Linked DNA regions of Mus musculus: all the other regions are linked to region 1. Evidence: chromatin loops called from intact Hi-C (ENCODE). Cell type or tissue: left cerebral cortex. All regions are shown on one strand. Region 1 overlaps Maml3 (mastermind like transcriptional coactivator 3). Region 2 overlaps Maml3 (mastermind like transcriptional coactivator 3). Region 3 overlaps Maml3 (mastermind like transcriptional coactivator 3). Region 4 overlaps Maml3 (mastermind like transcriptional coactivator 3). Region 5 overlaps Maml3 (mastermind like transcriptional coactivator 3). Region 6 overlaps Maml3 (mastermind like transcriptional coactivator 3). Region 7 has its middle 16 kb from the start of Gm30074.

Region 1 (4,000 bases):
CCAGATGTCTGTTTTGATAGAAAAAGTTCAAATCCCAAAGATGCTGCGCCAGCTGTGGGACAATCAGACAAGTTCCCTAGCCTCTCAGAGACTTGCGCTTTCTAATCAACGAAATGAGTTTGATTACATAGGTAAAGGCACCTAGCAGAGTTTTTGCCTATGCCTAGTTCCTCATATGAGTCTGTTATCTTCTAGTGTGGCCCTGTGGTCTCCTCTTTATTTAAAGAACCCTTTCCAGCCAGAGGGGATATTTGTCAATCCATAGCGTTCTATCATGCTACCCTAGGGAAATTCGGGGCATACTTGATGCTCTCCCTTAGCAAGGAACCCCCAACTCCCACTCCCCTCCCCCAAGCCTCATCCCTTGGTCTTGGCTACCTTTCAGCTTCTAGAGATCAGTTGCAAGTGGAATACCATCCTTCTAGAAAGAGTTATAGCCCCAAGTTCTCTTGAGAATTCTTAGTCTTCGTGACAAATATCACTGAGCCAGCCTAACAGCCCTGAGCAGGGAGGGGGGAGTTTGATTCTCAATGCCGCAGATTTCACACTCGAGCCAGAGCAAGCCTGCACCAGGCTTGATTTTGAAAATGCAAGTTTGCAATCAAATCAGGGCCAGGCTGCAATCAGCCAGGATTACTCGCTCCAGTAATTCTCAAACTCCTACAGGATCTCCCATCACCTGGAGAACTTGGTCTGATTCCGTAGGCCTGGTGGAGTTGGGGAATCTGAATTTCTGCCATGCTCCCAGAGAATGCTAATGTAAGGTGAGCCTGGACCAGGCTCGAAGCCGCTGGATGGACTCATGGCCATGGCTGTACACAGATTGCTCTTATGGAATGAGGAGGCAGTTTTCACATCTTCTTAGCCTTTTTCATCTTCCAAAGTGTCCATTGTCACTGACCACTTTTTAAACAGGATTTTCAAGGGACTCTGGATGGAGACAAGATGGCCTGCCCCGTGCCTCTGGGAGTCACAGCAGGGGTCCTTTGGTGATGGATTCACCCTGCCTGCTGCTCAAATGTAAAACTTGCCTTTGTAGACAGCCTCTAGCCTTCTACTGTATATGAAGTCTTTTGATACTTACAATTTAGTCAAAAATTCATTTGGCCTGAGACTGCTTGGATTTTTTTTCCCTATTACTTGACCCAGTTTTGTGTGTGTGTGTGTGTGTGTGTGTGTGTGTGTGAGAGAGAGAGAGAGAGAGAGAGAGAGAGAGAGAGAGAGAGAGATTTGTTTTCTAGGTAGCCTTTCTGTTTGCTTATTGATTTACTCCAACTCTTTCTTACCCACAACAGCCCTATCTATATACATGCCCTTTCCTCTGTGGTCTCCAGGCTTCAGGAACACGCGCAGTAGTGGCACTGGGCAATATGCCCACCCCCAGAGCGTCAGACTGAGTTTCTCAGGGGCCCCAGGGCACCCACCCTGCTCCTGAGCTCCTGGTCTTTGTTAGGATCTCCAAGCAGTGAGGCGCTCTCTGGTTAGCCTGGAGCTCCCGGCCCCACTCCTGCGCGCTTTGCCCGAGCCCCCTGAGGACTTGTAAGCAGATAGGCTGGAGTTGAAGAGGCTAAATTACGCCTCAGGGGACTTTTTAACGAAAACCCTAAATTTCATTTGGGCGACTGGTAGGCCACGCGGTTGTAGAGTGAGCGGAGGTCCCTTCTCCCTGCACAGGCTTTGTGCCTCTCTGGCTCCCTCCAACAGCGAGGTGCCCCCCTGGATCTGGCTGCCACTGCCCCCCTTCATCTCCTCCTGCTCCCCATCCTTCGGTTTTCTTCCATATCCTCTTCCTGCCCCCCCCACCCGCACCCCTCACCCCACCCTGCCAAGTCCCTCTTCCCTCTGGCTGGAGAAAAGTCGGTAATAAGAAACCAGTTTGGTGTCAGAGAGTGGGGAAGGGAGAGACCTCCACCCCTTAAGATGCACCGCCATGGTGAGAGAACTCATTTTGTGCAAAGAGGGCCTCGAGCCACCAGGGAATTCCTGGATTGTCTCAGGCTGTCGTGTGTGATGTCCATCACGCCGTGCGAACACCATCTGCTCCGTATTATGCTCGCAGTTGCCAGGCTACCTGCTGTACGCAGGAACACTTGACTGCCTGGCTCCACGTCCGCAGCGGCGGCCCGGGCGGGGCGGGGGACCCAGCCCTGATTAAGCCATCTGCGTTGGTGGGGGGACGGAGGGTGGGGGGAACTCAGCGCGAGGCCTGGAGTGCGGTCCCGGGCTCACACCACCCTCTGCTGGGCTACCGGCAGAACGACAGCTGCTCAAGAGGGTCCCTTCGGGGCCACCTAGAAAAGGATGAAGCTCAGGGTCTGCTGGATCCAAGTACATAGGATGTCGTATCCTGTCCCTCCCAGGAACCAATGATCTTTCATACCCGCCGCATCTCTGGCCCCTATCACCCACATGCTGCATGTTCCTGGGGGTAAAAAAAAAAATCCCTTCAGAGAAAGCCAGTTTCCCCACAAGTGGGTTTATAAATAAACAGCTGGCTGTTCTCGGAAGATATTTTTATCGCCTCTGATTTTTGAAGTCGGAAACTGCCTCTTTGGGGGAGGCTAGAGTGTTGTTTACACCCGCCTACCTTGCTCTAGCCGTTGGAAAATTGTTAAGCTCTCGTCCCTGGAGCGGAAGGTGAATGTGCAAGACAGGTTCTTTGGTTTTGATCTCTCTCTCTCTCTCTCTCTCTCTCTCTCGCTCGCTCGCTCCCTTCCCTTATTTTACTGAAAAGTGAGAGTGTTTGGAGAGCCTGGAAGATCTGCGTGGCAAATTGGATTCAAGGAGAGGAGAATGTATTAAGATTCTGGGTGGAAAGCAAGGGGAGGTCGCTGGGCTGGGAGTGGAGAACAAACCAGTAATTAAAACTAAAAATACTGCATCATTTGGCTCCAAGGCATTACATGTCGCATGACGAAAGCTCACTCTGGCTTTCTCTAATTGCACAACCCAGTGTGTGTCCTCCACAGAAACACGAGCAGGGACTTGGAATCCTAGAGTTTGACAGACTATTTCTCATTAAGCCCTCTTAGATTCGAGGTTAAAAGAGCCCTGCGACATAAACAGCTGCCCGCACCAGCTTCGTTTGTAAAGCCAGTCATGGTGGGCTTTCACACTTTGGCACACACCTGTGCACTTGCTGGGGAGCCCCTAAAGATGCTGTGTTTGACAGGCAACACTGCAGCCATTTTGGGTCATGTAGTCAGCATTGAGAACCTTAACTTTGGGGACAGGACCATTTGGGGAATGAAAACCCCAGAGGTAATGGCTTGACTGTGTCCACAGGGACAAAATGTGGCTGGGTGTATGAACATCGTCACCTCGATTGCCACTCTTATTTTTCCCAGGGAAGAGAAGGCTATGAACACAGCCCTTCGCTCCTGGCTACATTCCTCCGCTATGCAGAGAGGTCACATGGGGCAATAAAATCTCAAAGTGCATGGAGAGAAACAGGGCCAGAAAGAACAGCTCTTTTCAAAAACAAGCTAAAGAAAATGGTGCCTTTCCTTGGATCTCATTTTCCCTTCAAATCTCTCTTCATCAAAACTGGGAAATATTAAACAGACTGAAATGCATGAGAGAAAAACTATTATCTGTCCTTCTGCTGGCTGGCTAGCTCTAGCATGAAGTGTTAAGTTGACCAGCCATTTGTCTCTCAAGGTGAGAAACAGCTTGATCCTGTAGGAAGGAGGGGCTTAGAAACATGTAGCAAGCAGAACTAGAAGATAAGGGAAGTCTCTTGTGTACCTAGATACCTGCAGCCATAAAGGTCCTTTTTTAACATTAAGAATATTTCATAGCTCTCCACCTGATTTCAGAGGACTCACATAAGTAAAAGCCTTTACTGTGGACTGTGGAGATGGCTCCACAGTTAAGAATGCAAATTCCTCCCTCTCGGACCAGAGTTCTGTTCCCAGCCTCTGTGCCAGGAGGCTCACGACTACTTGGAACTCCAGCTCTTCTAACCTCAGCTGCACATAGGAGTGCGCGCGTGCGTGCA
Region 2 (4,000 bases), 180 kb before region 1:
AAGACTGTCTGGCCTGACAGGAAATCCACTTGCGGAGGAGAGCACTTCCTCCTGTGCCCTTGGAGGGAGCACTGTTCTGAGGGACAACTTCCTTTGCTTCCTCTCTTGCTTAAGAGCCATGCTGTCATTGGGGAATGAACAATGCCTTTCACTCTCAAGTGGCGAGGCCTACCATGGGAAAGCATGGACCTTGAAATTCAAATCTCAGCTCAACAGAGCCAGCTCTGTGACCTTAGGTAGTTTATTTAGTATGTCTCAGTTCCAGGCTCCCCGTTTCTATAAATGATGCCTCATTAACTTACCTCACACGTTTGACTTCTTAACTTTGCCTGGCATATTCTCTCTCTCTCTCTCTCTCTGTCTCTCTCTCTCTCTCTCTCTCTCTCTCTCTCTCTCTCTCTCTCTCTCTCTCCCCCTCCCTCCCTCCCTCTTCTCTCCCTCTCCCGCTCTCCTACTACCCCTTCCTCCTCTCCCCCTCCCCTCCCCCTCCCCTCTCCCTCCCCTCTCCCTCCCCCTTCTATCTTAAAACATGCTGACTGATGATAACTTTGAGAAGAGCCAAAACTGTTGAGCATCTGAGTTATGACTGATTTGGCTCTGCCTTGCTTATCAGTCTCACTTCAGGTTTTCACCAAAGTTTCGATTCCAAAGGGACTCTATCCCTATCCCCTCCCTGTCTCACCCACATGCCTCCTCAAAACAAATTTCACTTAAGATGAAGGAGAGGTAAGGATTTGTCCAGGGTAAACCCATGTGCCATTTAAGGTGACTTATCCCTTGGGGTAGGGAATCAAAGAACATCCCAAATGCCATTTCATCTCTGGGTTTGACAAGGTATTTTGGGCATATACAAACACCCTCCTGGGATGTACCATTGTAGGAATCCAGTAGTTCCTGGGTCTTCATAAGAGGTGGAAGAGAGGAACATCTTTGGGCTATCCTTGGCTAATGTGCTGGCGTTGAACATAATAATGGGTAGGGAGACACACAGGGCCTATGCAAACTCTATGAGACCCTCCGAAAATAAAATTTAAAAATAGACACAGGCCCACTAACCTAGTCACTCTCCGAGTCACCGAATATCAGCTAGCCGAGGCCATCTCTCTCTTTGCTAATACGGAATCTGGCTTAATTAACTCAGAAAATTTTGCAACAAGAATCTGTTTCCAAAGAGCAGGGTTTTTTTTTTCTTCTTCTCTTCCTGCTAGCTGACATTCCCATAGCAGTTAATTCAAGAGGCTGTGTTAACACGTTGCTGTTGCCAACTGACAACTGTAGTATTTTCCTGATCACACTCTCAACCCTTTCCCCTTGCTCCTCTGACAATTGAAACCAGAGTCATAAACTCCCTGGAATGACTCTGCAGCATGGGAGTCATTTGCATGTCTTTGTCATACGGGAGGCTGATGCCTATTTTGGGTAAATATAAGCCTCCCAGTTGAGTGAAGGTAATTGAATGATTTCGGATTTATTACATGTGTAGTCGCTTCTCAGCCTATGGTTTTAAGCAAGCTTGTGGTCACATCTGTAAACCTGAGTTTGATATTCGTATTGGCTCATCTCAATTGGACCCAAAATGTGTGCAAATTGGGATATTAGCGCCAAAGCTGGATCTTTTGTCTATGAAACCATGTCTCTCTGCAGCTGATACTCCGGGGCAGCGCTGAAGGGAAAGATGCTTTTGACTTGGTTCCAGCTTGTTTCATTTTCCTTTTTAATTGATTTTAGTCCCATCTATAATTCCCTCGTCGGCTCCACTGTGAATGTCCCTCATGTTGTGGCTTGTGTTCACTTTGCTTTTGTTCCGTTAAGCATTTTGCAATCTCCTCTTTCCCTGCCCTTAGTTCAGAGGAGACCTAAGCTCCGATTGCTGTGCCATTTCTGGAGTGATCTGCCACCTTTATGAGATTTACTGTGGTCATTCCCCCCGCATACTCCCTCCCTCCCTCTGTTCCTCTCTCCCTCTTTCCATCCCTCTCCCCCGCGCTTCCTCCCCATACAATATGATTCCTTTATGAATTAGAATCAGGGTTCCGGGAGCTGGTTGCAGGCGCAGGCATTGGAAGCCTGGGCACATTGCAGTGAGTAATACTATTACCTGCCTCTCTCTGTTACAAGTTCTTCCAGGCGGACTCGGCCTTATTCATCTCTGCAGCACCATCCTCTCACACAGGGCCCAGTGCATAAATGATGTTCCAGGCATTGCCACTGAAGGAGTGAATTAACTTTTGCAAAGCCTTTTATAATTTATAAAGATACTCCACAAAGCGGCGTGGGGTGCTTGTTTTTAAGGCGTTGCTGAAACCATTTCCTCCCTCATTGCTTTATGGTTGTGAAATTGCTTTGGAATTTGGGGACACTGATACTTTTAGTAAATGTCTTTCATGAAAAGCCAAAATCTAAATACTTTTTGTTTTGTTTTGTTTCTAATATGAAGGGCTGTGGGGGAGAGAATGGAGAGAAGGAATTTGTGACTATTTTTTTTCCTTTGTATCCAAAGGTTTTTCTGGGTTTTGAATTTTTTGTTTGTTTGTTTGTTTGTTTGTTTGTTTTGTTTTTCTGTTTTATTCTGTTTCTTTTTCTTTGCAACTGCCCTTTAGAGTCCTTTGCTGCTTCTTTCACTGGGACAGAGGTGAACTGTCACAGAAGCTAGAATGGTGCTTAGAAGGGAGCGAGCCAGTGGGCTGCAGGAGAGAAGGGCTGTGTGTTTGATTTGTGTTTTGACTTGGCCAGTGTTCAAGGTTGTTCCGCTTAACCGCATCATCTCCGCGGCTTCTAGGTCAGCGCTATCCGCGCTACTCGTCCTGGCCACACCTGCTGGACCTTGGGAAGGACTTCAGCCCCATCTCACACCAAAGTCAATGGAAATGCTGACCCCACAAGGTCCCTTGGCTTTATAGCCCTCGCCGGCTACACACTTACCTCAGAGAGCTGCCCAGAGTCAGCTCCCAGCCACCAAGATTTTCTTAACCGGCTTCATCTGTCTGTGCGTATCGCTTCATCTCTGAGTTCTTTCCGTAAAACTCAAGTGTAGATGTCAGAAAACAAATGTGTTACTGCTTTTCAAAAAGGTCCCTGGAGGGCTACGGATGTGTAAACATACACAGAGCATGTGTGGTGGGACCCTGGGTTCCATCCGGGGATCCCAACAACCACAAAACCTTATTGGGGCTAGGCATAAAGAACTGTGCACACAAAAGCAGACATACATAAAACTTTGAAAATCAGGAAGACTTGTGACGTTTACAGCTAGAACAATAGGAATGCTCAGGATTAGGACTCAAAAAAAAAATTAGAGGGAAAATGTAAGTGAGATAAACCCCCAAGCATGCAAACAGGACAGCTGTTGATATGTTCTCAGCATGTTTCCTTCAGATAGTGGCACCTCCGCTCCGTGCTTCTTAGAAGCCGAGTTCAGTGTGTTTCTGCGAATATCCCATTTCTGACCGGTGTGGGCAGACGGAAAACCTTTTAGTAAGAACTGTGACTCAAAGTATATATTACGTTGACATACTGCCTAGATTATCACGGAGGTCACAAAATGTGCTGCTCCTAAGTGGGGCACACAGTGATTTGGAAATGCTCATTTCTGCCTTCACATGGGATGACCTTGGCGGACTATAGATTCATGCTCTTTTGCTATATTAATTCCTAAGCTTCCATAACAAAGTGCCATAGACAGTGTGACTTAGAAAACACTAGAGATGTGTGTCCTCGCACCCCTGTGTAGGGAAAGTCGGGGACTGAGCAGGGCTGAGCTTCCTCGGCACTCCTTCCTGCTCTCCTGCAGTTTACCGGTGGGATCGAACCTACTTGATTTGTAACTTTACCCCACCATTGCCAACTCTGTTGTCCCATGGCTCTCTCCCTGTGTGTCACCTATGTTTACATGACCACTTGCTTATAAGTTGACCCATCTGTACTGCTTTGGGGCTCACTCTATACCAGTATGACCTCATCCTAACTGATTTTATCTGCAGAAACCACAGTTGGTTTTCTC
Region 3 (4,000 bases), 400 kb before region 1:
AGCCAGAGCTGTGCTCTGACCCTGCCTTAAGGCTTAGGCTTGCTCCCTATCCTCTTCTCCAACTTGCCCCCACCTCGCACTTCACCAACTTTCCGGCGACGGGTAACGAGCCCGGAGGAGTGGAGGAAAGCAGGGAGGAGAAAGGCTTAAATGGCCGGGTGGGTGGGTTCGCGGGAGGATGCGCAGCCAATGGCTTAAGTGCTAGGAGGAGGAAGGGGCCGATCCCACCCCTAACCCCGAGGGTGGAATCCTTTCTCTTATCTCCTCTCTAGGGTTCTCTAGCTTTCTTCTCTGGGAGAGGAGGAGGGGGGAGGCCGGAAGCTTGGGAAAGGTGTGTGCACTCCCTCCCCCACCGTGTCGCTAGGTTCGGGGCCCCGGTAATAGCTTTCTCCACGGAGCGCGCTCGCTCTCCCCACCGTGCCTTCACCGGCTGCACGGAACCCGGTGCCGGCCGCCCTCTCCCGAGTGCTTTCTGTTGCGACGCGCACGTTCCGGATCTCGGAGCGCCAGGGGTGGTGCCAGTGTCGCCGGGCGCTCGGGAGGGCGGGCGGTGACAAAGAGCCGGTGTGGGGGAGGGGAAGGCCTCAGAGCTGGCTCGCTCCCGCCCCCCACCCCGCACGTGAAGAGGAACAATTTGTTTATCTTGGGCTTCAAGAATCCTTCCCTCCTCTCTGCTCTCCTTGGCCCCTCCTCCCTGCCCTCCCTCTTCAGTGCGCTCCCGCCCAGTCCCGCCGGCAGCGCCCTCCTCCTCCCCTCTCTCCCTCGCGTGCTTCCCTCTCCACCCCCCACCCCCCCCCCCCGGGCCCTCCTTCCCCTCCCTTTTGGAACGCGGCCGTGGGGGAGGGAGCGGGAGGCGCTTTGTCCGCCTGGCGGCCCTGCGCAGTCCCCGGGACCGCCCAGTGCCTCCGGCCCTGCCCCCTCCGCCGCCCCAGGCCACCAGCGCGGTGGGAGGAAGAACCCGGGTCCCAGAGTCTTCTAGGGAGCTTCTGTCTTAAAAAACAGGAAGCTCTAAACCACGCACACACTGGCTTTTTCCTGATTGTACCCTGAGCTGGGACGAGATCGGGGTCTTGACTGTAGCTGGGGGACCTAGGTGTCATCTGTGTCTCTCGCAGTCCCCTAGTCCCCCTCCCTGCCCTCACTCTCAGTCATGGGAGATAGCGAACCTGAGGCTGTAGTAGAATAAGCCAGGCATCAAGGATTCCATTCTTGCCCGCCCCTCAACCCCCTTTAATGTTCACACACCTTCTGTTCCCAATTGCATCAAAATGGACTTTTTGCGTGAGATCCAAAATTCCCGTCTTCTGATACAGTTTACGACCTTTGGGGATGGATGCTGGGGGCGGGGTACTGAACGACTGTGGAACAAAAGCCACTATCTTTTTTTAGAGACCTGGTTCGAAGGCAAAAGGAGTAGAGTCAGGAGCCAAAAAGTTTTTTCTCTGGGCTCTGTACTCCCTTAACCACCTTTAGGTTGTGGAAGGAAGACAGGGGTGGGGGGCGCCTCTGTGCTAAGACACCCGCAGGTACAGCCAGCCTGTATTCTGAGAATTCCTAGGAGGGAGCTCGCCCAAGACAGTGGTTAACTTCAAAATGAAAATATAATGCTTATTTGAATAGATGAAGACAACAGCTATAAATTTCTCAATGAATTCTACTTCGGCAAGTTAATAACAAACTTGAAAAACGATTGCCTGAAAATCAATTTTTTTCTACCAGTTTTCAATAATTTAGCTTATTGACTTATAGAAATACCAAACCCGTGTGCAAAACAGTATATTCTAGCTTCTGCCGAATCACAGGCACCTCACAGATGCCAGTGTGAAGAATGTGTGACGCGTGGGATGAAAATAAACCGTTTCAATCCTAAGCAAAGACGTGTGTGTAGAGTCTGTGTACAGAGACAGAAATTAACATAGCCATCCTTTATGGGTTACATTTTCCTGGAAAATAATTAGTTTCAGAATTCACATCCGCCTCTGGGATGGAAGACTACTTTAAGCTTATCCTATGTATGAGATTAAAAAAAAAAAACTTCAAGATGGGTTACTAAGAAAATGTTCCTCTTCATTTTCTTGAATTGACTGCTGGATTATAGTGGTACTCTGTTGGGGCACAAAGCAATTAAATTTAGTTCTCAGATTGGACTCACTATTTGGAAAGCCCTAAAGAAAAACGGTGATCAGCCACAGCCAAACAACAGTGATGATAAAAATAAAATCGAAAAGGATTCTTTTCTGTTTTATTGCTATTGTTCACCTTCTTAGGACCAATATGTCCAAAGTACTAAATATCGATTGGCTCCTTCTGCCTGGCTTGGGTTAAGAGGACAATCTAATGAGGGCGTTGCTTCTTTGGCTTTGCTTTTCTGTCTTACACATTTACAAGCATAGGCATGAAAGACAGACAACACAAACTAGCAAGCCAAAAGCAACGGGAGGTGGGGAGCAAGTAGTCTTGCCCAGTCCCTGTTTTAGGTCATCGTGGGTTCTCTGTAGGCTGCTGCATACATAGAGCAGGCCACACTCCCAGATTTGAGTGTATATTCAAGTGACAGGTCCTTTCTACACAGGTAGAAATCCAACATTGGTCATCACCATTTTATATTTACAGAAGGCCCCCCACCCTGGCCCCTAAAGATCCCTTGGTGAGAACTGTTGACTTCACAAATTTAAGAATCTCAGTGGAGAAGTTGTCTTTCCAAAGATCTTTTTCTGTTAGCAAAATACGTTCATTCCAGCTCTTGGAGCAGGTTCTGGGTCCAGTGTTAAGATCAGCTATGTTTTGCTTTTCAAGCCCAAGACGGACGGACTTGACCAGGATGTCATCGTTTAGAGATACCAAGAAGCACATCACCGTGGTTTTGACATCTCAAAATGGCTGTAGTCTTACTGACCCTGGAGAAATGTGCTGTTCATGGCTCTCCCTGTCAACAGCCCAACAATTTATAGACCGTTTGCAGAGTGTGTAAATCTGTGGAACCCATGCTCCGAAGAGTTTATCGCATAAAATTCATTCGATTATATATGTATTAATCACTGAATATTGGATATAACTGCACCCCTTCTGAAAATGGTCCCATCTATCCTTGGTTTAGAGCCAGGAAATGCCAATATACTAGCCCACTACTGAACTTTTCTCCTCCGTGAATCCTGTTTGCCTTTTAAAATTTTATTTTATGGTGACCTTTGCCTGGACTTATCCTATCTGGCTGCTATCTGGGGAAGAGGGATGGTCTTTGCAAATTTCCCATTACCTGACTTAGTGTGCCTGGAGAAAACTGTGAACTTTTCTTTCTCTTTCCTTAACAATATGGTGTTCTTCTCTTTAGGTCTCAGAAGGCATTGTTTTCAAGCAGCAATACATATCATCCTGTTTTATTCTTTGGCCATGGTACATTTTATTTAGTGTGGAGTGGCCAGCAGTCAGCCAGCAAAGTAGAAGTCCAGTTAATCATTAATCATAATCTACAAAGTGAGATCCAGGCTGAGGCCCTTCCCAGGTAAAGCCAACTCCCAAGGAATTAGCATTTTTGATACTCCTCTTCCTGTCTTTTTAGAATCACAAGGGCACACTTTAAATTTATTTTTATTTTATTTATTTATTTATTTTTTTATTTTTTTGATTTTCTGGCACATACTAAGAGAGGAAGGGGCACGTTCTGGCCAGTGTTTGGTTTCTGTAGGCACGATGAGGATCGATGGCTGTAAGGTTTGCTTACGTTGAGTTACTTTCTACCTACGCCTGTGATGCCCAGGGCTCACTATTAGGTTTCCCAACAGGGCCTTTTATTTGGTTGAGATAAGAAGGCTTGAGAGCAAGCGTTCTCTTGTGTTCCGACACCCTTCTCCCCAGGATCTAGTACAAGAAACCGTTTTGCATGGTACACAGTAACAGCTGGATGCATCCAAAGCTCTTCTACTTTGAGAACGCTCCTAGAGGAATTTTCTGTGGGTGATGAATATTCTGTTGGTTTTCCACTAGTTCTTTTCTCTACTCC
Region 4 (4,000 bases), 310 kb before region 1:
CCGTTTATTTCCGAGAGGATTCACCTGCAGACAGTGTGGACTTTTAGCAACCTCTTATCTGTCCCTCTTGTGTTGGGTCTCTGCTAATAGTGGGCTGTATCCCTACAAAGGAGACTTGAGTGTCAGGTAGGTGCCAAGGCCAGCCTGTATGTGAGGGGCTTCAGGTGCCCTCATTGAACTGTTAACCTGGCGGGGGAGGGGTAGGAGAGGGCATGCAGCGGTGCCCCAGGAGTGGGGCAAATGGCTGCTTTGAAGAACCCAGCTAGAGAAGGATGTACAACTGTTCTTGAGCAGTAGGTGTCAGTATAGTCAGTGACTTCTTCAGCTCGGCACAGAAGGGGTTAACCGGGTCTGCTTTAGACAGTGCTGCCGGGTGTAGCCCATCTGTGCCCTCCACAGTACTGGTCTTTGTCTCAGGGCACCAGTTGACACCAGGGGAAGACCCATGTTGACTAACTACATTCCCCTCTAAGAAATAAAAGGAGGTACTTTGTCATCTGTGGTTTGGAGTCTAAGACCGGGTCTTGGATGTTGTGGGATGGATTGGGGTTTATTGGATATAGAAGTTAGGGGGTCTTTATAGAGCATGGTAGGGGGGTCTAGAACAGGGGGAAGGGGAGGTTATGTACTCTGAGGGGATATGAATGAGCTGGATGCTTTTCCTTATTATCACTGGCACAACGTCTGCTACAGGCAGGCAGGGAGACCTTCAGAGCTCATCCCAGCCTCCTCAAAATACCTCTTGAATCACAGAAGCAGCAAAGAGAAACCCAAAATCTCCCCCTACACACATACATACACACACCACATCACACACTACACACATACATACACACACCACATCACACACTACACACATACATACTCATACACACACCACACCACACCACACCACATCACACACTACACACATACATACACACACCACATCACACACTACACACATACATACTCATATACACACCACACCACACCACATCACACACTACACACATACATACACACACCACATCACACACTACACACATACATACTCATACACACACCACACCACACCACATCACACACTACACACATACATACACACACCACATCACACACTACACACATACATACTCATATACACACCACACCACACCACATCACACACTACACACATACATACACACACCACATCACACACTACACACATACATACTCATACACACACCACACCACACCACATCACACACTACACACATACATACATACACACACCACATCACACACTACACACATACATACTCATATACACACCACACCACACCACATCACACACTACACACATACATACTCATACACACACCACATCACACACACAGCCCAGGTCTTGTCTGTCTGTCTCTCTCTCTCTCTCACACACACACACACACACACAGCACAGCACACTTTACAGGATTGTCTTTCTCTTTTGCCATTTTCTACTCCAAAGGGCTAATTGTTGGCCACTATGATGGAATTTAGCACTTAGAAACAGCTACTGTGTTGATTAATTAAAAAAAAGAAAAGAAAAAGAAAAAAGAAAGAAAAAGAAAAGGAAGAAAGCCATGATTCCTACCTAGCCAATTGCCTTTTCAAGCACACCCAATTTTACTTGTCTTTTCTAGTAATACCCTAATGTGAGAATAAGACTGACTGAACTCACTGAGAGTTGTAGATTCACCCCTACCTCCCAGATAACCATCTTTCCATCCACCTCCCTTGCAGCACAGTAGAGTGTCCCTTAAAACAAAAACTATGTGTAGACCACCTAGGGTGATACAGACATGCTCATGGGACAGAGCTCGTGTCCGGTTTTTGCCTGGCTGGCTGTCTTTATCAGCCTGATGAAGCCTTGTTCTTGGGAGTACAATATGTTAAGCTAGATTGCTCTTTCTTCTCCCCTTCTGTCTCCCTTTTAAAGCATCGCACACTCCCTGGGCCAGGTGGCGTTGCTTCCTGCCTCCGCTGCTCGCTGCTCGCTGTTGCTAAGCGAGAGGCACCCGCTCGCACATGATGCTGAACCAATAGCGTCCTGACCCCCATTGGCTGGTAAAAGCCAAAGAAAGAGAATCCCACCGCGCCGCCTGTGACCGGTGGGTCCTCCTCCCCCTCCCACCTTTTCTCTTCCGACAGGAAGGGGCGGTGGCGGTGAGGGCGATGGGAGGAGGAAGGGGGAAGAAAGGATGGGGGAGGCGAATCCTACCACGTTCTGCCTTACTTGGGATAAATGCCATTTTTTTCTTCCTTTGTGAAGCAAAGGAACAGTGGCTTCCCCATGCAGATGCGCTTCTTCCCGTCCCGAAACTACCCCTGCTGTCAAAGCCCATAGTCGGAAAGAGCGGGTTGTTGACCTGCAGACCTGTGCTTTCTCTCTCTCTCTCTCTCTCTCTCTCTCTCTCTCTCTCTCTCTCTCTCTCTCTCTCTCTCTCTCTCTCTCTCTCTCGGAATAGGGCCAAGCAGTTAAGGTCCTCAGTTTTGGAGGCCCTGGGACCGTTCTGTCCTTTCTTCCTCCTCTTCACCCCTCTCCTTTCCTTTCTGTCTCACAATATCTTTTTTCCCAGAATGCAATTCATTGGAGTGTTAAAAATTAGCAGAGGGTGTTTTTACATCTTGTGAGGACACCGGCAGAACATTGGTGAGGGGGGGGGTGGTGGTGAAGGAAGCGGTATCCGTACAAAAGTCATTTTTAAAACTCCCCCATTAGGATTCTTAGTCCTTGGCAAATTCTAGTAAAGAACAAAATGGAAATGACAGGCGATCTTGACTGGCAAACTGCCAGTGTAGACAGCCAGTGGTAGGTTTGAGATTATATAGAGGAAATGACCTTTCTCCTATAATTACCTGGATATTTTGAGAAACATCGGACCCGAGTTACCTGGATAATTATAGCTTTGCAGATCTGACCTCGGGACAACACAGATTTCATGGAGAATGCTCTCTTTGGTGATGAAGGTGAGAGGCACCACTGCTTTTGCAGCCCAGGAACAAGACGCCCTCCTGTGTGCGCTGATAACTGCAAGTGTCCCCTGGCCTTTAGCAGACAGCATTAGGTTTCTTCTACCCTCTTCCTGGATTTGCCATTGGGGTGCACAGTCAAAAGGATGAAACCTGTTCCATTCCTCACTCGGGATCCCACAGAATAAAAGATCCTTCTCCCTCCCCATCTGCCTTTCCCAGCCTTTACACGGATTCTTGGTTTTTTTGTTTGAACCAGAGCTAAATGGCTTTTATAGGAGGAAGCACAGCTAAGGCTAGATTAAGCCGAAGGGATCACACGGGGAAATGTTTACAAAGGTTGAGGAACTCCAATGTTTCCCTTTTAGTCTGAAGAGCAAAGGTAGCCAGTGCTGCCTGCAGCCTTTGCAACATTTAGACAAGATTCGGAACCAGTCTTGATTCGGAACCAGTCTTGTTCTCCCTGCTTCTGGTTTCATCTGGGTTAAACCAGAGGCGTGCACACATTATGGTGTGTCGGGTTCATGCAATGCCTTTGTCATCTACTGGGTCTAAAGTAAAACTCCTAAAATGGGCTAAGAAGTAAAAAGGAGAAAGAGGAGGAGAAGGAGGAGGAAGGAAGGAAGGAAGGAAGGAAGGAAGGAAGGAAGGAAGGAAGGAAGGAAGGAAGGAAGGAAGACCAGAGAGTTCTGTACACTTGACTCTTCCTTCAGCAAGCTCAACTCAGCTTTGATATATTTACCCACCTCCCCCCTTATCCAGAGCAGAGTTGGGAGCCAGGCCCTGACTTCATTATTGAGATGCAGGCGCCATGCTCCAGCCAAGGGAACCTGCCAGGACCTGCTCTGCTTCTTCTCTTCTTCTCGTTGAGAATTCTCTCCTTTCAATCCTGGTTTCACACCCACCTCCTAACAACACAGCTGGCCAAAGGCAAATCCCTCTAAGTCCTTAGGTGTCCTGCCTCAGATTCACACATGTGACTCTAACAGCCCGTGTAGGTGCTGGGTGTGATGTGTCTTGAAGG
Region 5 (4,000 bases), 210 kb before region 1:
GTGCAGGTGTTCGGTGAGGAAGGTGGTCACCTCTGCTGGTTACCATTCTGAAGTGCACCTGCTTCCTCTTTATGTCTTCCCGTCACCTGAGAGGACAGTGGGAGGTCAGTGTGCTCCCTGAGTTCCGCTCCTGTCTGTGGGAAGGACACTGGCTGCCTGTCCGGCCCCTTTCTCTGGGAGGAGGGGCCCATGCATTCATGTGTTCCTATGGTGGGGTGCACACTGTATGCATGTGTGTTCCTGTGGTGGTAGGGTACACACTATGCATGTGGAAGTCAGAGGACAGCATTGGCTGTCATTTACCAGCTGCTGCCAGCCTTCTTTTTGACAGGATGGGGAATGGACCTGCTGATACTCTAGGCTGGCTCATAGTCCTAGCCCAAGTTACTTACTTACTCTATCTATCTATCTATCTATCTATCTCAATCTCTCTCAATCCCCCCCTCTCTCTGAGTTATAATGCACACAACCATGACTGATTTAAAATAAATAAATAAATAAATAAATAAATAAATAAATAAGGGTTCTAAAAACCCAGTTACTTACTGATCTCTGTCCGCAACCTGATCATTTCCTGAGCTGCCTCTAGATGACCTCTCTACACTTAAGCCAGGAGGTACCCAGAACAGAGGGCCTCTGACACCCACACATGGCAGGCTGCCTGTGGATCTCTATAGTCCTGTGACAATCAACCTTCCCAAGCTGGAGCTTAAAGCCCCCTTCTGCCTCCTTTCAACGCAAGACTTTGCTACCAAGAATTTTCCTGGTAACCTTCTTTGTTTTTTTTGCTTACAAAACTTTCCTTGCTATTAGACCTGGGGGTTGGGGGAGGAAAAGAACAAACACAAGTCAGCAATAAAAGCTCTTGTTAAGTTAAACATTGACCAGGGCAGCATTCATCAAGCTGCTAGAGTCGTGGCAGCCGTCCTGTTCCTCCCCCACAAACGCAGAAGCAGCTGGAAGGGAAGCCTAAAGTCTAGGAGGGGATGGCTCCCTCCTCCACAACTCTGCCTACGTCAGCCCCTGAAATAGAAACGTGGGGATGGAGTGGTTTGATAGCAAGGAAGAATCTAGAGAGAAAGCAGTGTCATGTGGCCTAAACTGGCCAACTGCTGCCTCCCTGGAGACATGGGGCAGAGAAAAGGATGGAGCCTCGCTCGCCCTGGCATTTCTGCATCTGTTTTCTGGTCCTTGCTGCTTCCATGCTTGCAGTAGCTGCTGTTCTTCGTGTTAGTGCATTCATATCAGCGGATGGTATAAACACTTAGGCAGCCAGCCTGCTATGGAGGAAGCCAAAGCAAGAGAGCTCTGGGCCAAGGTGATTTCCCTACTCTGACTCCCCCATCCCCACCCCCTGGTCTCCAGCCTTTTACAAAGCATAGTGGTTTAAGGTTAGCATAGGATGGAGAGAAAGGATCTGAGGCTTGGTCCAGATCTCTTCTTAAGGAAACAAGTGCTTCCCCACTGGGGCTTAGCTCTGGGAACTGTGACCAAGAGAAACTGGAAGCCCTAGTAGGAAGGGTCTCCAACAAGTGGAATGAGACCTGTAAAACCAAACCTGTGTGTGGCTAGAAGACAGGATCAATCAAAGAAGTGAGGTCAGTCTCCACCATAGTGGAAGGAGAAGGTTATCAAAATGCCATCTGTTAGAGGAACTACCCCTTCAATGTCCTTCTGGCTGGCCCAGAAAACACAGAAGTCCTTGGTGTAAGCACAACAGGACTGGGCTAACCACTGCTGAGCAGGGCAGCTATGAGTCTCTGGGGCACTGTTTGGGTATAGCAACTGACCAGCATGTGTGTCTTTGTAGCCTTCAAACCACAGTCATTCCCAGAGGGCATGTGGATTCAAATATCTCATCGTGAAGCCAGGGGAGTGGGGAGAGACTATCACATAGAGATGTACTATTTCAGGAGGTGGCCACTCCATCTTTCTCCATAGGAACCACTGGGAAATCAGGATGGAGGTGGGATCTCTGCACCCCTGTGCTTCAACCACCAGCATGAGAGGCAAAGGGAGAAAGATGCTGGGGCCTTTATAGTGCCCCGGAGACACAGAACCAATAGCTCTTTCACTCTAGAGAGAAGGAAGTTGATTTGTCACAGTACTGATAACAGATGACAGTCTCCCCCACAGCAGCTCCGTTCACATCTTGCCAAACACCTGTAAACCCCTAACAGAACAAAGCTGGGTGCTGGAGACTTGACTCAGCAATTAAGGGCACTGGATGCTCCTACAGAGGACCCAGCTTCAATTCCCAGCACCTACGGGGCAGCTCCCAGCTTCTGTAATCCCCACTCCAAGGAGTCTGACCCCCTCTTCTGGCCTCCGTGGTACTACACCCAGGTGATATACATACATACAAGCAAAATACCCATACATAGGAAATAAAAATAAGTAATTTTTTTAAAGTAGGGTTGTCAAAAAAAACCATTAGAAGGTAGCTCTATTTCTGCTTTTTAGAGTGTAGCTACTTAGCATGTGCTGGGGAAAGAGGGAGGACAGGACTGGCTGAGAGATATTTTTAAACAGAATTGGCTCATTAATGGGAGTGTGGGATGTACTAAGTTCAAAGCCTAGAGAGCAAGCCGGTGGGCTGTCCTGATAAGCATGGCTGTTATAGTCTTGACTTGGAAGTCTTCGGGTTTTCTGTGATCCAGGTTTAAAGCAGAATATTGCTTCTTTTACAAATATCAATCCTGGCTCCAAAGGCCTTCAATTCATTGAATGAGACCCACTCACATTACGGAAAATCATTTGCCTTTCTGATCTAACACTAACCCGAGGCTGCACGGGGCCAAGGATGGTTACAAATGTGGCCCAGCGCAAAGTTGTAGACTTACTAAAAATCAAAGTTTGCAAGTCTAAACTTTACAGATGAAATGGTTGTGTTGCAGTGTATACTAGATGCTAATATAAATATTATTCGTGTCTAAAAAAGATTACTTTCACAACACCTGAACTGAACTAGAAGAGTTTTTTTTTACTTTTTGGGGTGTGTGTGTGTAAGATTTTAATTTTTGGATGTTGCTTTCTCTTCCTTTGATTTTTATTTTTGGGAATCGGCTCTCAGACTTAGCACAGGTTAGCCTCTAACTTGCTATACTCCCGTGTTAGCCTCCCAGCTGCCAAGATTATGGACACATGTGTCATGCCCAGCTTCAACTAGCATTTGACCCAATTTCTGAGCACTATAGACAAGCTAGGTTGCTATGTATCATGAGCACTTCCTGGAAAATAGAGGAAGGAGTATTCCCTCTCCCCAAGCAACACTCAGAGATGTTGTGAACTTGTAATTATGGACTCTGTAGTTGAGTAATTATACTTGTAAATTGAAAGTAGAACATTTTGGTCATAGTTCCATAAAGTCAAATGTTGAAAGTGTCTTAGGTATAAAAGTTGTGTTATCTGCCTATGTGGCAGGCTGGCTGGTTTTCTTGTGACACATTGTCTGTGACATAATCTCTGAAATAATCGATAGTCACTGAAAATGGTCTCTTTTGTTTTTTAACATTGCTCTCAGCAGACAAGTGCATGGGCCAATACCCAGCCCTAAAACAGCAGGAGCCCAGTTCTGATAAAACATCGTCTGATAAGGGCTCGGAGGAATTGGTTTCGGTCCCTACTTGGGGACTTGCAGAATGGCATCAGATAGGAAAGGAGGGAGCACCATGTAAAAGCTTAGCCCCAAAGTGCCACTGCCTGAGTTCACGTCCCAGCTCTGACTCTGCGATCCCATGTTTATCTGCCCAGCGCCTCTGTTTCCTCACACATACAATGAGGACGGCATGCATGCTGTCTCCCTGGTAAGATTGGGATGATTCAGAGCATCTGCATGTCCACGCGGCACTGTGTGAGCATTTACTAGGATAATGAGATAAAAGTCCGAGTTAGAGGGTTGAGATGGCGGAAAAGAAGTTTCTAGAAAAACTTTTATGCCTCAGAGCTTTGCTATAATTCCTTACATGTTTAAGATCACTTTATAACGTTGTCTTTGGGG
Region 6 (4,000 bases), 180 kb before region 1:
CCTGCCTACAAGCCAATCTGATAGAGGCATTTTCTTAGTTGAGGATCCCCTACTCCCAGGTGATCCCAACTTATGTCAGATAACAGGGAAGAAGAAGGAGAAGGAAGAGGAAGAAGAGGAAAAAGAAGAGAAAGAAAGAGAAAGAAAAGAAAAGCAAAAGGAACAAAACAAAGAAAATAACCACCTCAGGGAATCCGTACTCTGCCTTTGACCCTCGGATACTGAAGTTCTAGAAGTAACAGTGCTCACAGACCCTGAAGACCAAATGCATAGACACTCAGCCCTTGTCCTAGGACCAATCAGGGAAGGAAAGGCTATAGGTGTGTGACTGAAATCATGTGACAAGATAAGATCAATTTCCAAATCTGATTTGTGAAGACCCTTTGATCTGACTTAAAGGCAATATTTTTAAAGATTTATTTTCATTACTTATGTTACGTGTGAGACTGTATGAATGTGTATGGACAAATGAGCATAGATGCCCTTAGAGATCAGAAGAGGGTGTCACAGCCCCGGGAGCTGGCAGTGGTGAGCCACCTGACATGAGTTCTGGAAACTGAGGTCTTGCCCTCCCCCAAAGCAGTGGACACTCTTAACTGACTTAATGTCATCATTAGAAGCTGTTTGTGTTCTTTAAGGATAAACAACTTGCCTCAGATTGGGCATTAGTCTGTTAGGTACAGGAGTTCTTGCAATGAGCATTTTAAAATTAATGTATTTGATAATCACAATCAAGTTTATTTGAGTTTAAAAAAAAATAGTCATGGCATGCAAATACTGCTGAGGAACAAATTTAACAAGGCTCTTTTTTTTTTCTTCCAGTGTGGCCTCTATGGTAAAAAATAGTAAAATGTGACCTTCTAGGTCTTAAAATCCATTATTCTTTTGACCTTGAGGCTTTGATGCAAAAAGCAAGAATAACAAGAGGAGAATCAGAAAATGGCTTCCTGTCAGAAAAGCACACTCTCTGTTGTTTACACACGTCGGCTTTATTGAGCTTAATTCCATCAAGCTAACAAAATGGAGAAGCAATAGTTACAGCAAACGAGGCTTCCAAGGCTTAAGCTCTTGCAGCAGGTCCCAGTGTGGACTGCACCACAGCCCACAGGAGCCTGGCCAAGTTCCTCCAGCCATTGCTTCCTCCTGCTCTGTCCTTTCCAGTGGCATGGCCAGGACCCAAGCCTGGATTTGCACGTCCCCAGCAATCATTTCCCAACATCTAAACACACCTCCCATAGTAGCTTCCTCTGAAAGGGAGAATGGAAGTCAAGTTTCACCCAAACTTCCTATGGAACACAAAAGGCCATAACATCCAAATCGCCCCTCTGAAGCACGGGGGCTACTGAGACAGCAGAATTGCCGTTGGAAGCAAAATGGGATGTAGTGATTGGTTGAAAAGAAAAAAAAAGTGAATTTCTAGCTCTTTTCAGGCTCTTGCCATGAGTAAAACTTGAAAATGAAATATCAGAAAATCCAAGATGAGATGGGCCTTAGATCTTCCATCCCCCTCCAATCCCCCGCCTTTCAGAGAGGCCGTATCTAAACCATCCCAGATGGCTGCTCTATTTTTAAAGAACTCCAGAGAAGGAGTCTCTCCCACCTCCTCAGTCACCCATCTCAGAATCTCTTGTTCCTTGCTCCCAGAATGTTTTTTTTTTGAGAGCCTTCAGCAGTGGTGGGGACGGGGAGATTGTCTTAGGGACCCTTGGGGGATTTTACCCCAGGGTGCAGGGGAGGAAACTGTGGCTTCGGGCAGTGTCTCTCTCTCTTCACTGAAAGAATTCTCTCTAATCTTAGGATTTCAGTTTTGTGAAGGAGCTTCTTGAGGGTCATTCCAAAATTCTTGGGCTTGTGATCTGTATAGCACTTCCAAAAGGAGGAAGACTGAATACATATTCATGTTTAAGACCCAGGAGAAGAACATGTTTGGGGCTATACACAGCTTCCCCGGGAACAGACTTGTCCAGGAGACTGCTCATTCATTGTACCCTTTGTTTCTCCAGTCCATCCTGGAAACCACTCAGGGGTTGGCTGAGATTCGGCCGTCTAAGAAGTAACCAGGCAAGGTCACTACCACCGAGTCTACACTCCTGTGGAGAAGAAGGTGGCCCAAGGGGAGGAGTGACAGGCGAGGGGATTATACATCATGACAAGGGGCACCATGAAGATCAAACAGATGAAAGTGAGAGAAAGAGATGGCAGGGAGGCAGAGTGGCCAGGACAACCTCAATCCTGGGAGTCTGCCCCTCTGTACAGGCAGGGAACTGCAGAGTTAGCATAGGTCATAATTGTAAGAGAGCTTTGCTACAGGAGAGGGTGGGGCCAAAATGTGTAAAGCCAACCAGCATCTCCTAAGCCATGTGACAAATTTAACTTTGATGAATGTGAAAATCTGTAGAAATTTAGACGGAAAAGCGTGACCTGAATTTTTTTTTCTTTTTTTTGTTTTGGCTATTTGGGTTTTTTGTTTTTGTTTTTGCTTGTTTGTTTGTTTTTTTGGAGACAGGTCTTTCTGTGTAGCCCTGGCTGGCCTGGAACTCACTATCTAGACCAGCCTGGTCTTGTACTCACAGAGATCCCCCTGCCTCTGCTTCCCTAGTGCTGAGATGACTTGCAGAGGATAGACTGGAGAGGGTAAGGTGGGAATCGAAGTGGCCCATACATTAACTGAACTGAGGTATGTAGGAGGGTGGGGCCACCTCTGATAAAACCTTAGAAACTCGTAAGAGTGACAGGTGTGAGGCACATGCACTGGCCACGCCCAGGTACACCTGGCTTTAACAAAATGTGTAAAGCTCAAAACTTAGAGTCACTTTTCTCGTTTTCGAGTGATTTGCCTTGAGTGTCTGTTCCACAAATGGAAAATAATGTATGAGCCTTTGACTAAGAAATGCTAACGAGACACAGGAAACCTTAATAGAAGGCTCATAGCATTAGAAGAGGTCATTTTCTCCTAACTTCCACCCAATAAAAAAAATACCTTTACAAATCCCTGGCAGATGAACATGCAGCCTGGTTAGGGAAAGTTCAAGAGACAGGAAGCTCATTAGCCTCTGGAGGCAGCTGGATCTCCCTAATCGCTTTTTCCGCCAGCTCCTCCATAGATGGAGGATGGGGTCTTTTCCCTGTTACAAGGAACCATGATCTTAGTTTCACGTCTAGACCTACACGGGGTAAACTGAGTTCTTTTCGTACCAGGGGATCACCAGCTATATAAGGGCGAGCCATGCCCTTCCTGCCCTCTCACTATTCTCACTCTCTGTTTAAATATCCCGGACTCTCCCATGTGACCTGTTTCCTGGGTGGCTTTCCGTGGCACCTGATGCTCGGCCTCCCAGAGGCCACTGCAGCAGAACATGCCTGCATCTCCCTGGATTGGAGACCTTACATTCATTAATATTCATGAGTGCAGCCCAGAGTTAAAGGAGATTAGACATGACTGAAACCAAAGGTACTCGAGAGACAGTTTTCTTGACACAAAACACAAAACTTTACAGTTGTACCTAGCAAATCTTATTAAGTAACTTGTAGGAGTCTGGTTTTGAAACTTTTGGAGATCCGGCAGTCATACTAAGAATCTGATAAAAAGCTTTGGACTTCTTTCTGAAAAAAAAAAAGCGAAACAAAACAAGATCACAAAACTCTTATTAAACACCAAGCCATCTTTCTAAGCCTCCCACAAAACTCTACATACAACTTCTCAGGGTCTCCAGAGTTCCTAAAATCCATTTTTTGTAAGCCTTCATTTTAAGAAGTCAGCTGTGCCAATATTCTGTAATCCTGATTCTGTCATTCAGAGCCTTATGTCTGTATATCTCTGTGTCAGTGGCAGAACACCCACAGGGTGGGTAGGAACACTGTCGAAATCCTGCAGTTACAATCAAACTACTACAGGAAAGTGACGGAGTCTTTAGGCTCTATCAGTGGGTCATTTGCTTCTGTGACCTCAGCGAGCCTCTACAGACACTGGTCACATTGCCCAGCTTCACTGTGGAGGTGT
Region 7 (4,000 bases), 490 kb before region 1:
GGACATCACTGAACTGTGGATCTTTTTTGCAGAGACGGGTGACTCACCATCCAGGAGGGGGTGGAGGGAGGATGACACAAAGGAAAACGAGATTTAGAGATCTGAGCTCTCTGTTACCGTGTCACATGGTCCCTGCATAAACCAATGTTCTACAAGTGCGGAAGCCCAGCCGAAAGGTTCGGGCACGGCCTGCCCACCCAGTGTTTCCTTCTCCAGCTCTTAGAAGACAGTTTAAAGAGAGCTCCGGAATGTTCTGGTCTTTTGTTTGGAAATTTCGCCTGCTTGTTGACTAGTTGTCTGTGGACCGTGGGGTGGGTCTGTTTGCTTTAAACAGGCTGAACGATGTGTAAGGCATGCCGGCTGCTTTTGTGCCTGGCTTATTTGAAACTGTTTTAGTGTGACACTGGAGGACTTTAAAGGCAACTGTAGCTGTGGTGGGATGTTCTTGCAAGTTGGTACAAGAAAAAAATGTGTCTATTTCTTAGCACATGATCAGTGGTCTGCATCTCCCCTATAATTAATAATAAAAATAATAATAATATCACAGGGTCTTGCAAAGAAATTTGAATTACTGAAGTTTTTTTGGGGGGGAGCCACTTGCCCCCTTTATCAGAAGACTGCCAAACATAGTCCCAAAGATGGAAGACATTCCTTGTTCTTATATCACAGGAGTTCAAACCCTGTATCACAAGAGAAATGGTTTCTGGAGAGTTATGGAGAGCTACAGTCAGTTTTGCATATTATCATAACAAAAAATAACCAATAAAGATACTGCCCCCTTCATTGTATAAAGGAGAAATAAATGAAGGAATTGCCACTGAGCTAGGAAGCCTGTCCGTCCCACCCCCTCAGTTTTCACCCATCTTCCTGCAAGGAAGCTCAATGGCTGCCAGAAAGGAAGAGACCATGGCTGTGAACTGGTCAGGCCAGAGGTTGCTGGGCATCAAAACGGCAAGAGGCAGGTCACAAAGACCAGGATGGGCAAAGCAGATCTTGTCCTGCCTTTATCTCTAATTAGTTGTGTGGCTTTGGATAAGCATTTCACCTCTCTCATCTGTCAAATGACAGGCTGGGACTAAGTTCTCCAATGTCTCCAACAGCTCTGGTAGGATAGCGGTGTGTGTGTGTGTGTGTTGGATTAGATTATTTTATTAAGGATCCATATGAAGGCTGTGAAGAAAAGCTGACTGTTTCTGCAAGCTGCAAAAGAGCAGACTCTGGAGGAGCTATGAAATGATCCACAAGGAATCCCTGCGGTGGGTTGAAAAACTATAGAATTATGGAATTGTGTGTAACACACAATCTGAGTGAGGCTCTCTGAGGCCATACAAAATGGGACACGCTAAAGCAAAGAACCCAGGCTTTTGAAGCCAGCCTATGCCCCTACTCCAGTCTCTCCCCATGATAATGCAGCACCGTGTGCTCACAATTAAATGTCAGCCACGGAAAACATTTCCCTTGGCTTTGTTGTTCCAGGACCGGATTCTTTTGTCCTCCATATAATGGATATGCAGAAACAATGACAGAACAGAGATTTTTTTTCTTTTCTAAAGCGATGACAAACACAGTGCTCCTTCCTCCCTCCCTCCTTTCCTCCCTCCTTTCTCCTTGTCCCCACCCCCTAAAATAAATCATTGTTCAGGAAAAAAAAAAAAATCCCATTGTCTATTGTCCACGGAGATCAAGATCTGCCTAGGAACAGTTCAGGCAGACGCTGCAGTGTTCCTAGATGGCCGGTAGGTGGCGCACGAAGGCAGTGCTGGCGGAAGCGCGGCCGGTGGCAAGGACGGGGTTGTCGCCTCCCGCAGCCGCCGCCCCCCCCCCCGCCCCCGGCCGCCCCCCTCCTTGCGTGCTAATTGCTGGAACCTCCACTGGGACTTAGGTCCCGGAGAAAGAGAGCGGGAAGGAGGCGGGGAAGGGAAGTGGGGGCTCTGGCTCCAAACACACAAAGCCTCTAGGGCCTCGGCGGCCCTGGGCAGGGCGCCCTCCCTCTGGTCTCTGTCCCCGGGAAGAGCTGCTGCATCCTTGGCTCCCGCCATAGGAGAACCGCGACCCTAGTGTGGGAGTCCCACACACCTCTGACCCCAGCCTCCCACGGGGCTTGGAGACCTGCCTCTGAGCAGCAGGAGGCTCCCAAGTAGACATCTGTCCCCGGCATCCACGCGTGTCCACCCCCAGGAGGAGTCACTGAGGACCTTGTCCCCTCTTCGTCGCTGGCCTGTGCTGGCACCTGGAGTCTAGATGTCTTACCTAGCCTCCAGCCTCTGCAGGAGAACCTGGTGTGAAGGTGTATAGGCAGGTGGGAGCTTTGTGACCTTGAATTTATTAATACCGTCCCCCGACTCCCCACCCTGCTCCCCAACCCTTCACCTCACCAGCCTATCAGTCACAGGCTGTGATACTTAGCCTTCTGAGTCTTGATTATTTATTTTAAGATAGTGCTTCACTTGGGGGCGTGGGGGTTGCAGACAGCACAAACAACTGTCTACAATCCTTAGGACAGACCTGGCATCGCTAGCACCAAGTTAGAAGGGAAAGGGGCACAACTGGATGTGCAAGTAAATGGCCATCAAGATGTCTGAGCTCCCATCTTTGGCTTTGCCAAAGCTGTGAGAGACCTCCTTCCTCTATTTGGAATTTATCCTCTTGTGATTTATACCCAGTCTCTGTTGCGACTCTCTGAGACAGGAGTGTATACCATTAGCTTTGGAGTCAGGCTTGCCAAGTTGAAGTCCTGGCTCCCCCATTTAGTAGCTGGTTAAACTTCATGGTTAGAATTGGACTACCTTACAGACAACAATGGAAGTTCGCTGAGATATCCACGGACATACCGGAGGTGAATCGAGCAATTGCTGACAGCAGCTTCTCTCATTTGAGTCAGAAAGGTCATTTCCCTTCCAGGAAGAGAACAGTAGTCCTGCGAGGCCACATTTCCCCCACAGGATTCCCAGCTATCACCCCAAACACTTTTGTTTGTTTGTTTGTTCTTGTTTTTTTGTTTTTTGTTTTCCAAGACGGGGTTTTTCTGTGTAGCCCTGACTGTCCTGGAACTCACTTTGTAGACCAGGCTGGCCTCCAACTCAGATATCCTCCTGCCTCTGCCTCCGGAGTACTGGGATTAAAGGCGTGTACCACGACACCCTGTCACCCCAAACACTTAAGGAGGCTTCTTAACTCTTGCTGGCCACCAGATGACTAGAGCCATACTCTAGTAGAAAAGAGCTTTGTAGGAGTGGGACTGGATTTAAAACTGTATTCTAAGCGCTGGTCTGTGCCTGGCGATTGGTGACTGCTTATCCCCATCTAGACACTGCTACCCAAGCAGAGATTGAATAGCAGTGAAGGAGGCACCATGCCTTGTCCTTGTTAGGGTATACTGAGAGAGAAATACATCTGTCATGCTCCGACCTGCCCAAGTCGGTTTAAGGACCCAGAAGCCCTTGACCTTTCTCTAAAAGGCTACTCAAGTGTTTCCACCTGCATCTGGTTTGTAGAACTCTTGCGGGAGGTTCAGGCATTAGGCAGACCATTCCTGCAGTCAGTTGCCACAGTTGGTGGCAGAGCCAAGAGGTAGATATAGTAGCTTGTCTTTGAGATGAGCTAAAACTTGCCTCTCAGTACACACACCCTTGTGTATTTCCTTCCCACGTTAAGGAAGAGTGACCGGTGCAAAGAAGTGGACATTGCACAATGACAGTATGATCCCTAAGGCCAGCACATAGGAGACAGTGTATCTGCTATCTCGCTTTCAAGAGTCACTCAACTCTGGAGAAAACTAGGTACCGTGTCGTGAGAATGCCCAAGCAGTGCTATGGAGCCGAGAACCTAAGGCCTCCTGCCGCCAGCCAACAGCAACTTGCCAGCTACGTGTGAGCCCTTTGGAAGCAGATCCTCGAACTTTAGGTAAATCATCCTATCTGTAGTCCCAGCCAGGCTCTTACCCAGGGCGAGAGAACTTGGACCCAAATACATGCAGTTAGGCCATCCCTGAATTCCTGAT

What was found. A loop is a pair of places that touch in the nucleus more often than their neighbours do. Peaks named below come from ENCODE experiments on the same cell type or tissue, not always from the same donor. Only the 100,000 strongest peaks of a DNase experiment are listed, where the experiment ranks them.
Region 2: a loop joins it to region 1, with 3 times the contacts of the local background. A loop is called at or near these places in 6 of 42 quality-filtered maps.
Region 3: it touches region 1 in a loop (7-fold over the local background); 14 of 42 quality-filtered maps call a loop at or near these places.
Region 4: a loop joins it to region 1, with 9 times the contacts of the local background. A loop is called at or near these places in 15 of 42 quality-filtered maps.
Region 5: a loop joins it to region 1, with 2.4 times the contacts of the local background. A loop is called at or near these places in 4 of 42 quality-filtered maps.
Region 6: a loop joins it to region 1, with 2.4 times the contacts of the local background. A loop is called at or near these places in 12 of 42 quality-filtered maps.
Region 7: it touches region 1 in a loop (8-fold over the local background); 21 of 42 quality-filtered maps call a loop at or near these places.

The regions. Positions count from the first base shown.
Region 1 is chr3:51,699,717-51,703,716 of GRCm38, reverse strand. All of the region lies in intron 2 of Maml3 (mastermind like transcriptional coactivator 3), which reads left to right. Among named protein-coding and RNA genes, the nearest start is that of Gm46803, 6.0 kb to the left of the region's middle. In left cerebral cortex, a CTCF peak has its summit at 2,256 (motif pointing left); DNase peaks (open chromatin) are centred at 1,556, 2,172, 2,498, 2,827 and 1 more place; H3K4me3 peaks cover 1,294 bases; H3K27ac peaks cover 1,713 bases.
Region 2 is chr3:51,878,172-51,882,171 of GRCm38, reverse strand. The region is part of intron 1 of Maml3 (mastermind like transcriptional coactivator 3); the gene reads left to right. Among named protein-coding and RNA genes, the nearest start is that of Gm46803, 170 kb to the right of the region's middle. In left cerebral cortex, no CTCF peak of the experiment used is centred here; DNase peaks (open chromatin) are centred at 53, 1,328 and 2,153; H3K27ac peaks cover 455 bases.
Region 3 is chr3:52,098,952-52,102,951 of GRCm38, reverse strand. The region is part of intron 1 of Maml3 (mastermind like transcriptional coactivator 3); the gene reads left to right. Among named protein-coding and RNA genes, the nearest start is that of Maml3, 4.1 kb to the left of the region's middle. In left cerebral cortex, no CTCF peak of the experiment used is centred here; DNase peaks (open chromatin) are centred at 660, 1,492, 1,840, 2,642 and 1 more place; H3K4me3 peaks cover 1,679 bases; H3K27ac peaks cover 1,394 bases.
Region 4 is chr3:52,005,854-52,009,853 of GRCm38, reverse strand. The region is part of intron 1 of Maml3 (mastermind like transcriptional coactivator 3); the gene reads left to right. Among named protein-coding and RNA genes, the nearest start is that of Maml3, 97 kb to the left of the region's middle. In left cerebral cortex, CTCF peaks have their summits at 297 (motif pointing right) and 1,992; DNase peaks (open chromatin) are centred at 2,758, 3,226, 3,390, 3,923 and 2 more places; H3K4me3 peaks cover 1,219 bases; H3K27ac peaks cover 1,934 bases.
Region 5 is chr3:51,913,305-51,917,304 of GRCm38, reverse strand. All of the region lies in intron 1 of Maml3 (mastermind like transcriptional coactivator 3), which reads left to right. Among named protein-coding and RNA genes, the nearest start is that of Maml3, 190 kb to the left of the region's middle. In left cerebral cortex, a CTCF peak has its summit at 2,320 (motif pointing left); DNase peaks (open chromatin) are centred at 1,028, 1,709 and 2,150; H3K27ac peaks cover 1,204 bases.
Region 6 is chr3:51,883,242-51,887,241 of GRCm38, reverse strand. The region is part of intron 1 of Maml3 (mastermind like transcriptional coactivator 3); the gene reads left to right. Among named protein-coding and RNA genes, the nearest start is that of Gm46803, 180 kb to the right of the region's middle. In left cerebral cortex, no CTCF peak of the experiment used is centred here; DNase peaks (open chromatin) are centred at 1,147 and 1,547; H3K27ac peaks cover 1,305 bases.
Region 7 is chr3:52,194,266-52,198,265 of GRCm38, reverse strand. No RefSeq gene overlaps it. Among named protein-coding and RNA genes, the nearest start is that of Gm30074, 16 kb to the right of the region's middle. In left cerebral cortex, a CTCF peak has its summit at 1,719 (motif pointing right); DNase peaks (open chromatin) are centred at 68, 1,355 and 1,665; H3K4me3 peaks cover 1,010 bases; H3K27ac peaks cover 1,122 bases.